Regions from separate parts of the Homo sapiens genome. Here region 2 is linked to region 1. Evidence: chromatin contacts called from ENCODE Hi-C or POLR2A ChIA-PET data. All regions are on one chromosome and are shown on one strand. The core of a region is the stretch at or near the end of the contact, and the rest is flanking DNA. Distances in the headings are between cores, read along the strand shown. Region 1 holds the start of SPINK8 (serine peptidase inhibitor Kazal type 8 (putative)). Region 2 overlaps DAG1 (dystroglycan 1).

The links. Hi-C counts contacts between places; a loop is a spot of excess contacts on that map. ChIA-PET counts read pairs that join two places held with the same protein, here RNA polymerase II (POLR2A).
Region 2: a map of sciatic nerve shows a loop between it and region 1 (6-fold over the local background). The contact joins the enhancer-like site here to the promoter of SPINK8 in region 1. A Hi-C loop is called at or near these places in 1 of 168 maps with a recorded cell type or tissue (sciatic nerve). POLR2A ChIA-PET finds 5 or more read pairs at or near these places in 1 of 52 experiments (activated CD8-positive, alpha-beta memory T cell).

Annotation. Positions count from the first base shown.
Region 1 is chr3:48,329,894-48,336,038 of GRCh38, reverse strand. SPINK8 (serine peptidase inhibitor Kazal type 8 (putative)) reads left to right here and starts at 2,378. Exons shown (of 8, transcript NM_001080525.3): 1 at 2,378-2,504; 2 at 3,568-3,673. RefSeq lists a silencer at 1,833-2,033.
Region 2 is chr3:49,496,991-49,503,135 of GRCh38, reverse strand. The region is part of intron 1 of DAG1 (dystroglycan 1); the gene reads right to left. Among named protein-coding and RNA genes, the nearest start is that of DAG1, 30 kb to the right of the region's middle. Within about 2 kb of position 2,317, at least 22 of the 41 ENCODE cell types and tissues checked have a DNase peak (open chromatin) inside an H3K27ac peak, as active enhancers do.

The DNA.
Region 1 (6,145 bases), core at 1,129-3,628:
TGATCCAGCGAGGTGCCCATTGCCACTCCCAATCAGGCTAGAGGCTCGCCATTGTCCCTGCATGGCTAAGTGCCTGGGTTCATCCTAATCGAGCTAAACACTAGTCGCTGGGTTCCAGGGTTCTCTTCCGTGACCGACGGCTTCTAATAGAGCTATAACACTCACTGCATGTCCCAAGTTTCCATTCCTTGGAATCCGTGAGGCCAAGAACCCCAGGTCAGAGAACAAAAGGCTTGCCGCCATCTTGGGAGCGGCCTGCCACCATCTCAGGAGCTCTAAGAACAAAGACCTGCCTGGTAACAGCTGTTGGCCCGTACAGGTATTCTCCAAAGTGGTGAGTAATATTGAACCACTTTAGCTTGCTATCCTGTCCTATCCTTCCTTAGAATCAGAGGAAATACCGGGCACCTGTCAGCCAGTTAAAAATGATTAGCATGGCCACTGGACTTAAGACTCAGCTGTGAGGCTTTCTGGGAAAAGGCTTTCTAACAACCCCCAACCCTTTGGGGTTAGGAGCGTTGGTCTGCCTGGAACCAGCTTCCGCTTTCACAATTTCCTGGGGGGAAGCCGAGGGCCGACTAGAGGCAGAAAGCTGTCGTCCTGAACTCCCGGCATTGGCTGGTTGAGATCATGGTGCAGCCAGAAGTCTCTACTCAACAGTTGCCCACGTGTGCACCCCTACCTTTCCTTCTGACCCATACCTCCTGGGTCCCGACCATGACTTTCTTGAAAGTGTAGCCCCAAAAATTCTCCTTACCTCTGAATCTACTTCCTCCAATCCCTGCCTCCTAGGTACTAATGCTTCAGACTTTCATTTCCTCTCCCAAGTATTAGAGCAAGTTGTATCTCCAAAGAGATCTAAGGAAGCTCTATGCTGTGGCCTTAGATATCTAGGCTATGAACCCAGGGAGTCTTGCCCCTGGTGTCCCTCCCAATTTAGGTATATAGCTGTCAACATGGGCTGTTATGTGGGACCCATTCCCCACCACCCTTGCCAGGGCCCCAAGTTTGTAAATAGCTAGGAAGATCGCTCTCCCATTGTGTAAGATGCTCTCCTCCCCTAATTTCTACCCAGTTTACTACCCCCTGCAATACAATCTCCAAGCCTTGGCTCCTTGGCCAGGCCCTTAGAACTGATAACCCAGTATTTTAACAACTGGAACTGAGTCTACAACAACATAATAGATCAGGATGAAAACGAATTTGAGTAAATTAAAGGGAGGCACATGTTCCTATAGTGGCAAACTGGGGCAACAAGTGAACGTCCTTCCACTGCGTTTCCAAAATCCATCTAAAAAAAGACAGACAGAGAGAGGAAGAGGCAGAAAGTCAAAGAGAGAAAGAAAGAAAAAAGGGAAAGAGAGAGGTAGTAAAGAAAAAACAGTGTACCCTATTCCTTTAAAAGCCAAGGTAAATTTAGAACCTATAATTGATAATTAAAGGTCTTCTCCACGACCCTATAATACTCCAATACTACCTTGTTGTCAGTGTAAACAAGGGCGTAGCCCGAAAACACTGAGACCACTGACAACCCATAGCCTTCCTATCAAAAATCCTGAACCCAGTAACCCGTGGATGGCCCAAATGCATTCAATCTGTAGTGGCAACTGCTTTGCTAACAGAATAAAGTAGAAAAATAACCTTTAGAGGAAACCTCATTGTGAGCACACCTCACCAGTTCAGAACAATCCTAAGACCAAAAAAAAAAAAAAAAAAAGGTAGCTTACTAGCTCAAAATTCTTAAAGTATGGGGCTATTCTGTTAGAAAAAGGTGATTTAACACCAACCACTGATAATTCCCTTAACCCAGCAGATTTCCTAACAGGGGATTTAAATCTTAATTGCCATGCAAAGGTCCAACCAGACCTAGGAGGAACTTCCTTTAGGATAGGACGATAGATGGTTCCTCCCAGGCGATTGAGGAAAAAACCACAATGGGTATTCAGTAATTGATAAGGAAACTCTTGTGGAAGCAGAGTTAGGAGAATTGCCTCATAATTGGTCTGCACAAACTGCGAGCTGTTTGCACTCAGCCAAGCCTTAAAGTACTTACAAAAAGAGCAAGCCCATCTTTTTCTCCTCGCTCTCCTTCTCGTAGGAAAAAGGCACATAGGATAAACAGGAGCCATCTCTCATATTTCGTACCCAAAAGGACTTAATCCAGGGCAACAAAATCTTAAGTTCGATAATTAAGGCATATTCCTACAAAGGAAAAGGACAAAGGCCCTAGTGGGCAAAAACTCTATCTCAATCCTGACTCAAAAGGTTACCTACACCCTCTCTGAAACGAATTTGCATAAGAACTGTTGTTTATGAAAATGCATCTTGATGGGGCAACTGGGTTGTTATGAAATACTCAGAAACCCAGCCCAGCTCTAGAACTCACTCCTGAGTGCAAAGGCAATGTCAGGCACGCTGGTAAAGGACCACTAGAATCCAGCAGCCCAGACCCCTTTCTTTGTGGTCAAGAAGGGCAGGAAAACAGGTGCAGGACTGCTACATCGGTGAGTGTAACTAATCTGATAAGCAGAGGTCCGTGGGTGGTTACGCACCCTGAAAAGGAATAAGCATTAGGACCACAGAGGACGCTCTAGGACTAATGCTCATCAGAAAATGACTAGGGGTGCTGGCATCCCTATGTTCTTTTTAAACGTTCCCCCCTCCCAGGCAAAAACGCCCCTAAGATGTATTCTAGAGAATTAGGACCAATTTGACCCTCAGATGCTAAGAAAGAAACGACTTATATTCTTCTGCAGTACCCCTGGCCACAATATCCTCTTCAAGAGGGAGAAACATGCCCTCCAAGGGAAGTATAAATTATAACACCATCTTACAGCTAGACTTCTTTTGTAGAAAATAGGGCAAATGGAGCGAAGTGCCATATGTGCAAACTTTCTTTTCATTAAGAGACAACTCACAATTATGTTAAAAGTGTGATTTATGCCCTACAGGAAGCCCTCAGAATCTACCCCCCTGCCCCGGCGTTCCCCCGGCTCCTTCCCCAACTAATAATGACCCCCCTTCAACACAAACGGTGCCAAAGGAGATAGAGAAAGGGGTAAACAATGAACCAAAGAGTGCCAATATTCCCAGATTATGCCCCCTTGAAGTGGTGGGAGGAGGAGAATTCAGCCCAGAGTGTGTGTACCTTTTTCCCTCTCAGACTTGAAGCAAATTAAAATAGACCTAGGTAAATTCTCAAATAACCCTGATGGCTATATTGATGTTTTACAAGGGTTAGGACAATCCTTTGATCTGACATGGAGAGACATAATGTTACTGCTAGATCAGATACTAACCCCAAATGAGAGAAGTGCCGCTATAACTGCAGCCCAAGAGTTTGGCAATCTCTGGTATCTCAGTCAGGTCAATGATAGGATGACAACAGAGGAAAGAGAACGATTCCCCACAGGCCAGCAGGCAGTTCCCAGTGTAGACCCTCAATGGGACGCAGAATCAGAATGTGGAGATTGGTGCCGCAGACATTTGCTAACTTGCATGCTAGAAGGACTAAGAAAAACTAGGAAGAAGCCTATGAATTATTCAATGATGCCCACTATAACACAGGGAAAGGAAGAAAATCCTACTGCCTTTCTGGAGAGACTAAGGGAGGCATTGAGGAAGCATACCTCTCTGTCATCTGGATCTATTGAAGGCCAACTAATCTTAAAGGGTAAGTTTATCACTCAGCTGCAGACATTAGAAAAAAACTTCAAAATCCGCCTTAGGCCTGGAACAAAACTTAAACTAAGAACTTGGCCTCAGTTTTTATAATAGAGATCAGAAGGAGCAGGCAGAACTGGACAAACGGGATAAAAAGAAGGCCACCGCTTTAGTCATGGCCTTCAGGCAAGTGGACTTTGGAGGCTCTGGAAAAGTGAAAGGCTGGGCAAATCGAATGCCTAATAGGGATTTGATTCCAGTGCGGTCTACAAGGACACTTTAAAAAAGATTGTCCGAATAGAAATAAGCCACCCCCTCATCCATGCCCCTTATTTCAAGGGTATCACTGGAAGGCCCACTGCCCCAGGGGATGAAGGTCCTCTGAGTCAGAAGCCACTAACCAGATGATCCAGCAGCAGGACTGAGGGTGCCTGGGGCAAGCGCCAGCCCCTGGCATCACCCTCCCCAGGTATGCTTGACCACTGAGGGCCAGGAGGTTAACTGTCTGCTGGACACTAGCGCGGCCTTCTCAGTCTTACTCTCCTGTCCCAGACAACTGTCCTCCAGATCTGTCACTATCCGAGGGGTCCTAGGACAGGCAGTCACTAGATACTTCTCCCAGACACTAAGTTGTGACTAGGGAACTTTACCATTTTCACATACCTTTCTAATTATGCCTGAAAGCCCCATTCCCTTGTTAGGGAGAGACATTCTAGCAAAAACAGGGGCCATTATACACTAGAATTAGGAGAAGAAAAAAAGGTAAATATCTATACAGACTCTAAGTATGCTTACCTAGTCCTCCATGCCCACGCAGCAATATGGAGAGAAAGAGAATTCCTAACTTCTGAGGGAACACCTATCAAATATCAGGAAGCCATTAGAAGATTATCATTGGCTGTACAGAAACCTAAAGAGGTGGCAGTCTTACACTGCAGGAGTCATCAGAAAGGAAAGGAAAGGGAAATAGAAAGGGAACCGCCAAGCAGATATTGAAGCCAAAGAGCCACAAGGCAGGACCCTCCATTAGAAAGGCTTATAGAAGGACCCCCTAGTATAGGGTAATCCCCTCCGTGCCGCTATACTACCAGTAGCTCCCCTTACCAAGAGCTTCTATGGAGAATGCGGCTTCCCGGAAATATTGAAGCCCCATCTTATAGGAGTTTTTCTAAAGGAAACCCCACTTTCAGCCCCACACCCATATGCCCCTGAACTTCAGGCCATACATTTCAATCCCTGTATCTTTAACCTCCTTGTTAAGTTTGTCTCTTCCAGAATCAAAGCTGTAAAACTACAAATGTTCTTCAAATGGAGCCCCAGATGCAGTCCCTGACTAAGATCTACCAGGGATCCTTGGACCGGCCTGCTAGCCCATGCTGTGATATTGATGACATCAAAGGCACCCCTCCCTAGGAAATCTCAACTGCACGACCCCTACTATGCCCCAGTTGAGCAGGAAGCAGTTAGAGCAGTTGTCAGCCAATCCCCCCAACAGCACTTGGGTTTTCCTGTTGAGAGCGGGGACTGAGAGACAGGACTAGCTGGATTTCTTAGGCTGACTAAGAATTTGTAAGCCTAGCTAGAGAAGGTGAACGCACCCACGTTTAAACAGGGGCTTGTAACTCAGCTCAAGCCCGACCAATCAGGTAGTAAAGAGGGCTCACTAAAATACAAAATAGGCTAAAAGCAGGAGGTAAAGAAATAGTCAAATCATATATCGCCTGAGAACACAGGGGAGGGACAATGATCGGGATATAAACCCAGGCATTCAAGCAGGGAGTGGCAACCCCCTTTGGGTCTCTTCCCATCATATGGGAGCTCTGTTTCCACTCTATTAAATCTTGCAACTGAAAAACAAAAAGACAGTTTTGCTCTGTCTCCCAAGCTAGAGTGCAGTGGCGCGATCTCGGCTTACTGCAACCTCTGCCTCTTGGGTTCAAGCGATTCTCATGCCTCAGCCTCATGAGTAGCTGGGATTACAGGCACGCACCACCACGCCCAGCTAATTTTTGCATTTTTAGTAGAGACAGGGTCTCACCATGTTGGCCAAGCCGGTCTCGAACTCCTAGCCTCAAGCGATCCGCCTGCCTCAGCTTCCCAAAGTGCTGAGATTACAGGCTTGAGCCACAGTACCCAGCCTATTAAAATTTCTGATGGAAAATTTTACATGTAACTTAAAAATATATATAAGCAGGCACCAAATTTAGAGGGATTAAAAGCAAAAATTCTGAAGACCACCATGGTAGACACTGTGGTTGATCAGAGCAGTGCTGAGAAAATACACTTGACCTCCCAGAACTATGTGGCATGTCCCCAGTTAAGGCCATTCATTTAGGACTTAGACCTGAGGAATTTATGATAACCAATAACTTCTGAACTTCTGCTTTAAAAAATGTTAGCGTTTTGAGAAATTTTTGTTCAAATGGTAGAACAAGCTATCATTTAAGGGAAATGAGCACTCTATCTCCAGATTTCTCAGCTC
Region 2 (6,145 bases), core at 1,068-3,567, 1.2 Mb before region 1:
GCACACAGACAGGAAAGTGCAAACATATATGGAGAGATGGCATACGCATGTTCACTGCAACACTGGAAAGTTAAAAACAATCCTAATGTCCATGTACTGGAAAATATATCAATAGGCTTTCATGGAATATCATGGAACTCTGTAGGACAATTAAAAAAACTAAAACAAGTATCAACATGCGTAAATCTCAGAAAGTGCTGGCCGGGCGCGGTGACTCATGCCTGTAATCCCAGCACTTTGGGAGGCCAAGGCGGGCAGATCACAAGGTCAGAAGTTCGAGACCAGCCTGGCCAACATGGTGAAACCCCGTCTGTACTAAAAATACAAAAATTAGCCAGGTGTGGTGGCGGGCGCCTGTAGTCCCAGCTACTCGGGAGGCTGAGGCAGGAGAATGGCGTGAACCCGGGAGGCGGAGCTTGTAGTGAGCCGAGATCGCACCACTGCACTCCAGCCTAGGCGACAGAGCAAGACTCCGTCTCAAAAAAAAAAAAAAAAAAGAAAGTTAAAGATGTCTTACAATTTAGCACGATATAGTTTGATTGATTCCTGTCATCAATGTGAGATAAGTAATAGGTAAAACATTGTCCTCTTTCCTCTCTACTACCTTGTTCCACACTCCAAGGCCCATGGGACCAGGTGGCTCACAGGATTTCAGACCCATTCCTCCGCAGGAACCTTCCCTCCCTGCCATCAGTAGATGGCTGGGTCACTTTTGCCCACCACAGGCTCACCAGCAATGTTAAGTGCCACACTCAGCAAAAGGGACCAAATGACCATGTACATAGATGGAGGAGCCCTATGGGCATCAGTTCCAAGAACCATTTAACTTCCAGTGATGTCTGAGGGGTCCTCCACCAGGAACTCCTTCTCAACAACCAGCAGTCCCAGTACTCTGGTGAGGGTCTTCTCCTCAGATCTCTATAAAGTGCTCCAAGTTGAAGGTTTTTCTTCAACTCTTTTCTGTGTAGTTTTTGTTTTGGTTTTTTGGTCACCCAGGCTGGAAATGGTGTAATCACAGCTCACTGCAGCCTCAACCTCTGGGCTCAAGAAAACCTCCTATCAGCCTCTCAAGTAGCTGGAACTACAGGTGTGCGCCACCACACCAGGCTAATTTGTAAATTTTGTTGAAGAGATACAGACTATATTACCCAGGCTGGTTTCAAACTCATGGGCTCAAGCAATCCTCCTGCCTTGGCCTCCCAAAGTGTTGGGAACAGGCGTGAGCCACTGTGCTTGGCCTACAGTTTTCTTTACTGTTGCATAGTGTTTTCTTTACTGGCCTTTTCCTTTCTTATGCATTTTAATCCTTTTTTTTTTTTTTGGAGAGGGAGTCTCACTCTGTCACCCGGGCTGGAGTACAGTGGCATGATCTCGGCTCACTGCAACCTCTGCCTCCCGGGTTCAAGCAATTCTCCCTGCCTCAGCCTCCCAAGTAGCTGGGACTACAAGCACCTGCCACCACGCTTGGCTAATTTTTGTATTTTTTAGTGGAGACAGAGTTTCGCCATGTTGGCCAGGCTGGTCTTGAACTCCTGACCTCGGGTGATCTGCCCACCTCGGCCTCCCAAAGTGCTGGGATTACAGGTATGAGCCACCATGCCCAGACGCATTTTAATTCTAATTTAGTAAATGGCTCAGCTCAACCAACACCCCCACAAGACTATAAGTTGTGGGAGAGCAGGGATACATCTGTTGCAATCACTAATATGTGCCCAGCACTCATCCAGTGCCAGACATACACCATACACCTAATGAATGAATGGGGAGACACAGGACCTTTTTTTCAGGTTCTTCCCATCATCTTTAGTCTTTACTTCACTTATTAGATCCAGCTGATCTTTCACTATTCCAATCTCATTCTCAATTTTAAAATTCTCAGCTTATTTAAAAACAGTCAGTTATGAGACACACCCTGCCCTACCAGGAACTTAAGCTGTCTGCTATCTGCGGACACATGACGACATGGGGTGTCTGTTTCATGGGCATGACTAAGTGCTCTGCATTTAGCAGGCAGGCGATGTTCAGGGCACAACTCCAACTACTATGTGTTGGTTTTCCATGCTCTAAGGAGAAAAATTTTTTGCAACTTGGTAATAAAACACCCTTTTGTCTTTCTGATGCTGGCTTCCTATAAGCAAGGGTCATGTCTGCCTGTGCTAGGAATCTGATAGGCTGCATCCATATACTTGTATCAGAATGTCCCTCTGGAAGTTTTTTTTACACAGTCTCATACTCATACACTCAGTCATTCAGATAGAGACGCTACAGAGATCCTCCTCCTCGTGGTTCAGAGACCAAGGTCCAAACAGAGGTAAATACTCAGTCGTGGTCACATACAGCTTGGTGGCCAGAACTTGTGGGAGAAAAGAGTGCTTGGGAACCACAGAAAGATTCTGGCAAGATTCTGGCCACAGCCACCTAGTCTTCCTGACACAGCTACCCAATTTAACACCTCACACTCATTCACATTATATCCTCTAAAAGAGAGTAGGAAGTGCTCAAGGCAGCCCAAGAACATGTCTTAGCTGGATTCACCACTGGCTGACAGGAGCTACAGAAGCTCTTTTTCGAGTAGTGGGAATGGGAACCTTATTCCTCTGTGCCAGCACCCAGTGCAGTACCCACAACTGAGTCTAAGCTCTCAGCACTGCCCCAGACCCCAGACCCTGAGACTCACTGCAGATAAACACCCTCAGCCAGAAGAACCAGAGCTAGTTGGGGTAGGGCCAGTAAGTGGCTCGCATCTGCCAATGACCAGGCACTCCCTTCCTCCCAGTTGTGATATGTGGGACTCTCAAGTGATGGGCAGAAGTAAAATGTCAGGCCAGGTAGGTGCAGTGGCTCACGCCTGTAATACCAGCACTTTGGAGGCTGAGGCGGGCAGATCACGAGGTCAGGAGTTCAAGACCAGCCCGGCCAACATGGTGAAACCCCATCTCTACTAAAAATACAAAAATTAGTCGGGCATGGTGGCGGACACCTATAATCCCAGCTACTCGGGAGGCTGAGACAGGAAAATTGCTTGAACCCGGGAAGCGGAGGCTGAGACAGGAAAATTGCTTGAACCCGGGAAGCGGAGGCTACAGTGAGCCAAGATCACACCAGTGCACTCCAGACTGGGCGACAGAGCAAGATTCTGTCTCAAAAAAAAAAAAAAAGAAGAAGAAGTAAAATGTCAAGTTATCAATAATACCTAAAAGGTAGTGACCTTTGTAGCCAAAATATATTAAAGCTACCCTAGAGGCAGGTATATTTAAAGTTTATCAGATCAGTCATCAGGGATATAACTAGGAAATCAAAAACATTATACAGTAACTGGCAAGGACACCAGGCATCCAAGGGTAAGGTTCAGCAGGTAAGGATCCCACTGGCCCCTCCCATCACCACCACCAATACCATCCCCCAGGAAGATGCAACCAAAGGATGTTGCTTGGTGGGAGGAAAGGGGAGATGCCCATGAGGAGCCAGGCCCTTATGACCCCATTCTGTCCAGACAGCCTTATGGAACAGGCGGCTCTGTTCCACTCAGGCTGCCTCCCCAGAGCTATGAGTGCCCACGCACACAGGGAACTCAGTTAATAAATGCTTTCCACTCAACAGATGTGAAGAACAAATGCACATGGGGCACCAACTCAATTTGCCATAAACTTAATGTTTCCTCATCCATAGAAAAACTCACAGTGAATGAAACTTTCAGATATATATATTTTTAAGTACCTCTGTTTTTAGTTTTAAGACAGGGTCTCACTATGTTGCCCAGGCTAGTGTGCAGTGGCTATTCACAGAAACAATTATAGCTCACCAGCCTTGAACTCCCCAGTGATCCTCCTGCCTCGGCCTCCCAAATAGGAGACTACAGGCACAGGCCACTGTACCCGGCTCTGAAACTTTCACACATCTTAACCTAAAAACTCTGAAACAACAGCTCTCTATTAGTTTTTGCTTCCCAAGAATAAAAGAAAAGTTGGGAGACTCAACCCATTATTAACCACACAAAATTTGGCAGAGGTAGCCCATCCCACCACTCCTAGGAGCCCCTACTCCCAAATAGCTACGCTACCTAAAAATAGTAGTTAAGCTGTTAAATTGCTATCATTTGCCACAGTCATTAAAACATTTAAGGAATGGCCAGGTGCAGTGGCACACACCTAGAATCCCAGTACTCTGGGAGGCCGAGGTGGGCAGATTGCTTGAGCTGAGGACTTCAAGACCAGCCTGGGCAACGTGGCAAAACCCTGTTTCTACAAAAAAGTACAAAGTTCAGCCAGGCATGGTGGCGCATGCCTGTAATCACAGCTACTTGGGAGGCTGAGGTGAATGAACTGCTTGAACCCAGGATGGTGAGATTGCAGTGAGATTACAACACTGCACTCCAGCCTGGGTGACACAGCAAGAACCTATCTCAAAAAAAAAAAATTAATTAATAATAATAATAATAAAGAAAATGGGATATTCATTTTGAAACCAGATTAAAATAATAAAATACCATGTTCCTATTTTAAATGGTTTTGGAAAACATAAAAAGCAGAAATATTAACCACTTCAGGTTCAATCTAGCAAAAATCACTTTGACAAGTTAAATATTAACTGTCAGTCCAACATTAATATAAAGTTTCTGAAAGGTTAACCAGTTTAAAACTGCTCAATATCATGGCCAACAGGATGTACTCAACACAGTGGAAAACAGTGGTGTGAAGTCATTGTTTATTTGAGCTCCAAATATTAAAAAAAAAAATGGCAAATGTCTCTGCTTCTAGTTAAAAACAGGCCTTTTTGACTCCTTGGCGTCAGATGAGAAAGGTCTGAAGTCAAGTGACTGGTGAAGATTCAAGGTATCACCCTAAAATTAAAAGTGCTCAGTTCAGGGGACAGATAGGGTTTCCCTGACATGGGACAGGTTCCTACCTAAACTGCAGGCAATGTGGAAATACCACCAGTGATATGGAGGGAGCCCCAGGACCATCAGGGAGCTGGAGGACCAACCAAAGGGAGCCAGGGTCACATATACAGCAAGAGATTTAAAGGTAAAAATACGTGGGAGAAAAAATACCACCCCTGAGAGGCAAGCACTACACATTCTATCAAACATAAAAGCTACTTTGAACACTTCTCTCACTTGGAAAATTCTTACAAATTCTCACTTATCACAGATAAACAAAGGGCAGTGGCTTCTGCTGGCGGTGGTTTGGTTTTTTCCAACAAAGACAGAAGCAAAGGTTTAAAACCTAGGTATAAATCCACCCAGGTGCAGACATGTTCTAGGGAAAGGGAAGAAAAGCAAGGTTCAAAACCCAGAACAGTCATTCTCCACTGAACCATGGCTTTTAATCTGAGTAGATTTTAACATGGTACGTAATGGGGCTCACTGAAAGAATTCCTTCTACATTCCACTGAAGTCCATACACTGCGTTAAACATTATTTATTACCGAACAGTATACTTGACTTTGAAGATGGTTAAGTTTTATATTGTGTTTTTCACAATTTAAAAAGGTGGGTTTGGGGTTATTTTTATTTTTTTTTTGAGAGACAGTCTCTCAATCTATCCCCCAGGGTGGAGTACAGTGGTACAGTAATAGCTCACTGTAACCTCAAACTCCTGGGCTCAAGTGATCCTTCTGCCTCAGCCTCCCACAACTGGGACTACTGGTTCACAGCACCATGCCTGGCTCATTTTTTAATTTTTTTTTTTTTTTTTTTTGAGACGGAGTCTTGCTCTGTCACCCAGGCTGGAGTGCATCAGCACAATCTCGGCTCACTGCAACCTCCGCCTCCTGGGTTCAAGAGCTTCTCTCGCCTCAACCTCTCCAGTAGCTGGGATTATAGGTGCCCACTATGACGTCCAGCTAATTTTTGTATTTTTAGTAGGGATGGGATTTCACCATGTTAGCCAGGCTGGTCTTGAACTCCTGATCTCAGGTGATCTACCCACCTCGGCCTCCCAAAGTGCTGGGATTATAGGTGTGAACCATCATGCTCGGCCATTTTTTAGTTTTTATTTTGTAGAGACAGGGTCTCACTATGTTGCCCAGGCTGGTCTCAAACTCCTGGTTCAAACAATCCTCCTGCCTCAGCCTCCTCTAGCACTGGGACTATAGGGACAAGCCACTACAGCCAGCCCCTAAAAAAAACATTTTTAATGGTTAA